2 separate regions of the Homo sapiens genome follow, and region 1 is linked to region 2. The links are chromatin contacts, found by Hi-C in ENCODE. All regions are on one chromosome and are shown on one strand. The core of a region is the stretch at or near the end of the contact, and the rest is flanking DNA. Distances in the headings are between cores, read along the strand shown. Region 1 holds the start of FAM66C (family with sequence similarity 66 member C). Region 2 has its middle 5.7 kb from the start of FOXJ2.

Region 1 (2,700 bases), core at 105-2,604, 150 kb after region 2:
GATTCTACCCCAACTTCTGAGTCTCCCCAGTCTTTAACAGCTCTTTCCTCACAGCTCACCTCCCTTTACTTCAACGTCCACTAAAACCACTTGTTTCCATCCAACCCTCGAGTTGACACACCAGGGATCTTCAGCCCCACTTGCTAGATTTCTCAGTGTGTCATTGCATAGATTTAGCAGGGAAATGGAGGCTGTATCAAAGACCCCTAGTATATGCATTTGGGTGTCCGCAGCCCTTGCCTCTGTCTCTGAGCAGTTACCTGGGATCAGAGAATAAGGCAGCTCTTCTCTTCTATCCCTCAGAAGGCTCTTGAAATTTTGTCCCTGGAGCCTCTCTAACTGGAAGTAGCAGTTCATCTCATGACACCCCACATTTTATTCAGGTGAGTCCTGAGTTATTACACAGAGACAGACACAGCTGTGCTCCTTTTACTGCAGTCCAGAAGATAAAACACCAGCATGATAAAACAGCCGAACCTGTCAGCCACCTTGCAAGCCTTTCCTATATTCGATTCAATGTACTTTTCCCGAAGCAAAATGAAAGTTCTCACAGAGGGGCCCTCCTCTGCCTTGTCCTCAGAATTGGAAAATGTATTGTCCGTGAAGGAGCCTCAGTACTGAACCTAAAACTCAAGAGAAAATGTTTCCTGAATATCAAGTGGGATGACTTGAAATTTTGCCAAACAGGCACAATCTTAATACGATCGGCCTTACTAAGGCTAAATGGCCTTATCCGTGGTTGAAGTTGACAAATCAATATATTAAAAAATCTCCACAAGTGATTGATTTTACTCTGCAGCCAGGGTTTATGTCAAGTGTGAGGATAATGAGCAAGAAATTCAAGCCCTTGGCAAACTGGTTGGAGAGGCAAGGACTGTGTCCAGGCAGAGCTCATATCATTATTTATTGTTTAATCTATTTAATTAAATATGTAATTTACCCACAAACTGTGGCTGACATTATATGTACTCCTGAGCCACATTGAGATGTACTATTTGTGCTATGAAATTCTATGGGATTTGACAAATGCATGGTGGCAGATCTCCAGCCATTATTAAAGCGTAACACAGAATGCTTCTCTTATTCAAGCTCATCTTCCCTCCACATAGAGGGAATCAATCGACTTTTGTATACTGATTTTTGAATTTGCTTCTTTATTTCCATCTTCTTCAATTAAAGCACAAGATATCGTACTCAATTTCCATTTGATCTTCCAAAAGAAAAGTACTGAATAATCTACCCCTGAATTTCAGTGATTCAGACTCAGGTCCACCGCTAAGGCCAAACGTCCTGTGCTGCCACCTCATGGCAGGCAGAGGGCAATGAAACTCATCTTTCCGGCCATGCAGGGCGCATGCGCGGTCTGCCTCCCGCGGCGGGCCGGGTCTCCAGGGAGGACCTGAGTTTTTCTTCACCCATGGTCAGGGAGGCGCCATCGCCCTGGCTTTGGGGCTGGGGCCTCCGGGGAGGTTCCGGTAGGGGCGTTGGAGAGGCCGCTCTTTTTGCAAGGCCCGAGATGGCGGGCCCTGCGCAGGCCGCCCTATTCCGCGCCCTCAGGGCGTCAGTATCCGCCTGAGGCCGGATACCCACTCTGGGCTCGGATACCCGCGCTGGGCCCGGAGCATCCTCGGCGCTGCCCTCCCAGAGCCCCGCAGAGGCTGAGGTGGCGCGGGGGCGGCCCCGGCTCCGCGAGAAGAGGCGGCAGCGAGGGCTGGAGGACCCGGGCTACGGGGCTCCGGGGCGTCTGGCCTGGGTGGGACTGAGCCCATCCAGGGACTGGGACTCCGGGGTTCTGGTGTAGGTGGATCCCGGGCAGGCTCAGGACCAAGACCCTCTCCTTCCACCAAGGAGCGCCCAGAGGCCGGCGGGAGCTCCAGGTTCACCTCCTCCTCCTCCAGGTGTTTACTTTTCCTTTATTTCTGTGAGGCCAGAAATTGTCGCCATCCTTCACATCGGTGAATCGGGACCCTAACACTCATTACCTCAGGTTTATTGTTATTGCCATTAACAGTGTTGGTGGCATTATCACTAAGATCATCATTGTTGTTATTATTGTCATTTATGATTATTAGCAGGTGTGTTCATTTTGTCTCACTATGCATTTTTTTTTTTTTTGGGGGGGATTGGTTTTGTATGACGTTGAATTGAGCTTCTTTAATCTTGACCAGTGCTGTCAGATTTCTGAAGAGCATTCCGGAGGACAACTCCTGTCTTTCAGCACAGCCACAGAATTTCGTGGGCACAGGAGAGCACTTAGAATATTCCCCTTTCATTGCACAGCAGCTTTGGGAAATAGTGGCTGCCTGGCTCTGAGATGAGGTAGAAAAGACTGGATACTGGGGCAAGTGTTAGCACCTCCACTGGTGTTTTTATGAAGCTAAGCGCACTGTCTCCCACGTAGACTTAGAATACAATCTGATGGCTCTAAAGGGCCATGGCTGCCCTTCCTGGGACTTCCTGGGAACCTTTAAACCTTCTGTGGTTCCTGGAGTAGGTAGGTTGCCAAGTCTGTGCCTCATATGGTAGCACCAGTCTTTTCTGGGCCAACAAGGACACTTAGAATGTTTCCAGAAGCTCAGGCATGCTGTCTCTGTTCCTCCCTTCTGTTCAATGGCAATTCACTGGGTCCCTGGCTGACATAGAACATCCTGCAGAAGGTTGGGCTTGGGTGACTTCCTGGCCAGCCTTCCCAGGCAGTCA
Region 2 (2,700 bases), core at 176-2,675:
CTGCCGGGCACCAGAGATAAGATGTAGTTCTCAGCAAGGCGCGGTGGCTCACGCCTGTAATCCCAACATTTTGGAAGGCTGCGGTGGGCGGATCATTTGAGGTCAGAAGTTCGAGACCAGCCTGGCCAACATGGTGAAACCCCGTCTCTACTAAAAATACAAAAAACATTAGCTGGGCGTGGTGGCGGGCGCCTGTAGTCCCAGCTACTCGGGAGTCTGAGGCAGGAGAATCGTTTGAATCCCGGAGAGTGCAGTGAGCCGAAATCACGCTTCAGCCTGGGTGATGGACCGAGACCCTGTCTAAAGAAAAAAAATGAATAAAAAAAATAAAAAAAGATGTAGTTCTCTAACGAGGAAGGCTTCTGTATGTGATTAATGCCCTTCATTCAGAGAAATCTTTACAGTTCTTTTCACCTGCATCTACTCTCTCCAACTATTATACGAATGGTTTCTAACCCAACTGCTTGAATACTGTGATCCAGGGTCAGTCTTCAGCTTTCTAATATTAGAGAAACTTAGTTTTCCCTGTCCTTGTCTAAAGGCAGGGTGAAACCCTTTTCCTTTCCTCCGTGTCATTCATTCTCTTATGTAACGTAAACAAATGGGAAGTCTGGGACCAAAGGCTCATAAGAATTTAATTATCATGCAGATTCCAGAAAGCCAGTGTACACGCAGACTTCGGAGGCAGTAAACAGGAAACCATCGATCCCGTGCAGGAAATGACCTTGTTTGAAGGCAACGAAGGTGTCGCGGATTTCCCTCGTTTTCCTTCAGTTCCTTTCTAAACTCATTTCCGTGTTTCAATCAGTTTGGTCCTTCTCTACATTAACAGAGTCCCCCCGGCCCAGAGAGAATGGCAAACAGACCCTTCCCTTTAGTGGACATTTTTATGTCTTGTTTTACATCACTGCAAATCTCAGCCAATCAGTAGTTGGGGTAGGAGGTACCAAAATAATCCTCACTTCCTCCCCCAAATACCACCCCTCGCGTGCGTCATCCTGTGATAGATTACCAACGCAGCCAATCAACAAGCGATCTTGGGCCGGGCCTACCCGAACCCCAGCCAATTAAGAGGAAGATGAAGAATTGGGGCGGAGGATGGAAAACTTGCCACCTCTTTTGGAAATGATTTGAAGAGGTGCGTCCGGAACGAGGGAAACTTACGACTTTTGCTAACGATCGCGGCGTGCTGTGTATCTCCTGTGCCAGTTCTGTCTCCCCAAGACCCCACCCCAAGATGGGCCCCATGGCCCACGTACCCGGCCCCCAGTTTCAGTAGGACGTGTCCTTATCCCTGAGGTCCTCCAGAAAGGAACCCAACCCCAATGGCCCGTGCTTCACACGCTCCTCCCCGCGCCGGTGGAGTAGGGGGCAGGAGAGACCTGCTGCCTCTGGCGCCAACCTTTCCATTCAGTGCGTCTTTCCTGCCTAGCCCACGTTCCCGGGCCGGAGCTGACACGGGGGTGGGAGGAGCCGAGTGCTTGCTCGTCTTGGGCAGAGGCGAAAGCTTCTTAAGGTGGAACAGGAATGTTGGGCTGCTGGGCCTCTACCGCTGGGATGTGCCGGCCCCTGCTTCCCAACCTCGCCTCCCAGTTTTTCATCTCTTGTTCCCTGGCTCCAGTCTAATTTTTAGGGGAGTGGAAATCAAACAGGCTGGGAAGAGGATAGAAAAATAACGTAGAAAAGCTGGGCGCGGTGGCTCACGCCTGTAATCCCAGCACTTTGGGAGGCCAAGACGGGCGGATCACGAGGTCAGGAGATCGAGACCACCCTGGCTAACACGGTGAAAACCCGTCTCTACTAAAAATACAAAAAATTAGCCGGGCGTGGTGGCAGGCGCCTGTAGTCCCAGCTACTCGGGAGGCTGAGGCAGGAGAATGGCGTGAACCCGGGAGGCGGAGCTTGCAGTGAGTCGAGATCGTGCCACCGCACTCCAGCCTGGGCGACAAGAGCGAAAACTCCGTCTCAAAAAAAAAAAAAAAAAAAAAAGGAAAGTTAACGTAGAAAACTGTAAATAATAAACAGTTATGTAAAGGAAATACAAACTATACAGATAACTTCACCTTTATGATTTAATATCTTGCGTTCTATTCCCCCCATTACTTTTTATTTTTTCAATTCCCATAGAGTCAATGGTGACCCCATTATCTTTTAAAGTAGCAGTTAGAATTTTTCTGATGGTGCAAATGTAAGCTCATATTTTGTCTGATAAATATTACTAAATGAATCGTTTCTATGTTGGTTTAGTTTCTCTCTAATAGACCTGACTAGAGTCATTAAAAGAGGTCAGAACTCTGTGTCTAGTGGCGGCAGGCTACCCCCTACTCCGTTGATCACAGGTCCCCAGGAATCTGGAAGAGTGGAGATGCGGTCTTGGCTGTGGTTCAGTTGTCTCATTTGTAAATGGGAATAACATTTCCCCACCTCGTAGGTTTAGTGTCAATCCTAAAAGACCTAGTGTAAATGAAAACATTGTAATCTGAAAGGTGTAAACAGACATTAGGTAGTATTACACATACAAAGCATATAATAATAGTAAACATAGTCCTAGCTATGTTCCAGCATTTTTAAACAGTACTTTAAATTTAATTTTTATTTTTTGAGATGGAGTCTCCGATCTGTCGCCCAGGCTGGAGTGCAGTAGCGCGATCTTGGCTTACTGCAACCTCTGCCTCCCAGGCTCAAGCGATTCTTCTTCCT

The links. Hi-C counts contacts between places; a loop is a spot of excess contacts on that map. Pooled maps may share reads with other maps.
Region 1: a pooled map shows a loop between it and region 2 (6-fold over the local background). The contact joins the promoter of FAM66C here to the enhancer-like site in region 2. A Hi-C loop is called at or near these places in 9 of 50 pooled maps.

The regions. Positions count from the first base shown.
Region 1 is chr12:8,178,855-8,181,554 of GRCh38, forward strand. It overlaps FAM66C (family with sequence similarity 66 member C), which reads left to right and starts at 1,355. Exons shown (of 8, transcript NR_026788.1): 1 at 1,355-1,898. ZNF705A (zinc finger protein 705A) reads left to right here. Exons shown (of 6, transcript NM_001004328.3): 6 at 1-1,192. RefSeq lists enhancers at 1,394-1,523, 1,719-2,218 and a silencer at 1,674-1,793.
Region 2 is chr12:8,025,711-8,028,410 of GRCh38, forward strand. No RefSeq gene overlaps it. Among named protein-coding and RNA genes, the nearest start is that of FOXJ2, 5.7 kb to the right of the region's middle. RefSeq lists an enhancer at 1,106-1,295. Within about 2 kb of position 1,426, at least 41 of the 41 ENCODE cell types and tissues checked have a DNase peak (open chromatin) inside an H3K27ac peak, as active enhancers do.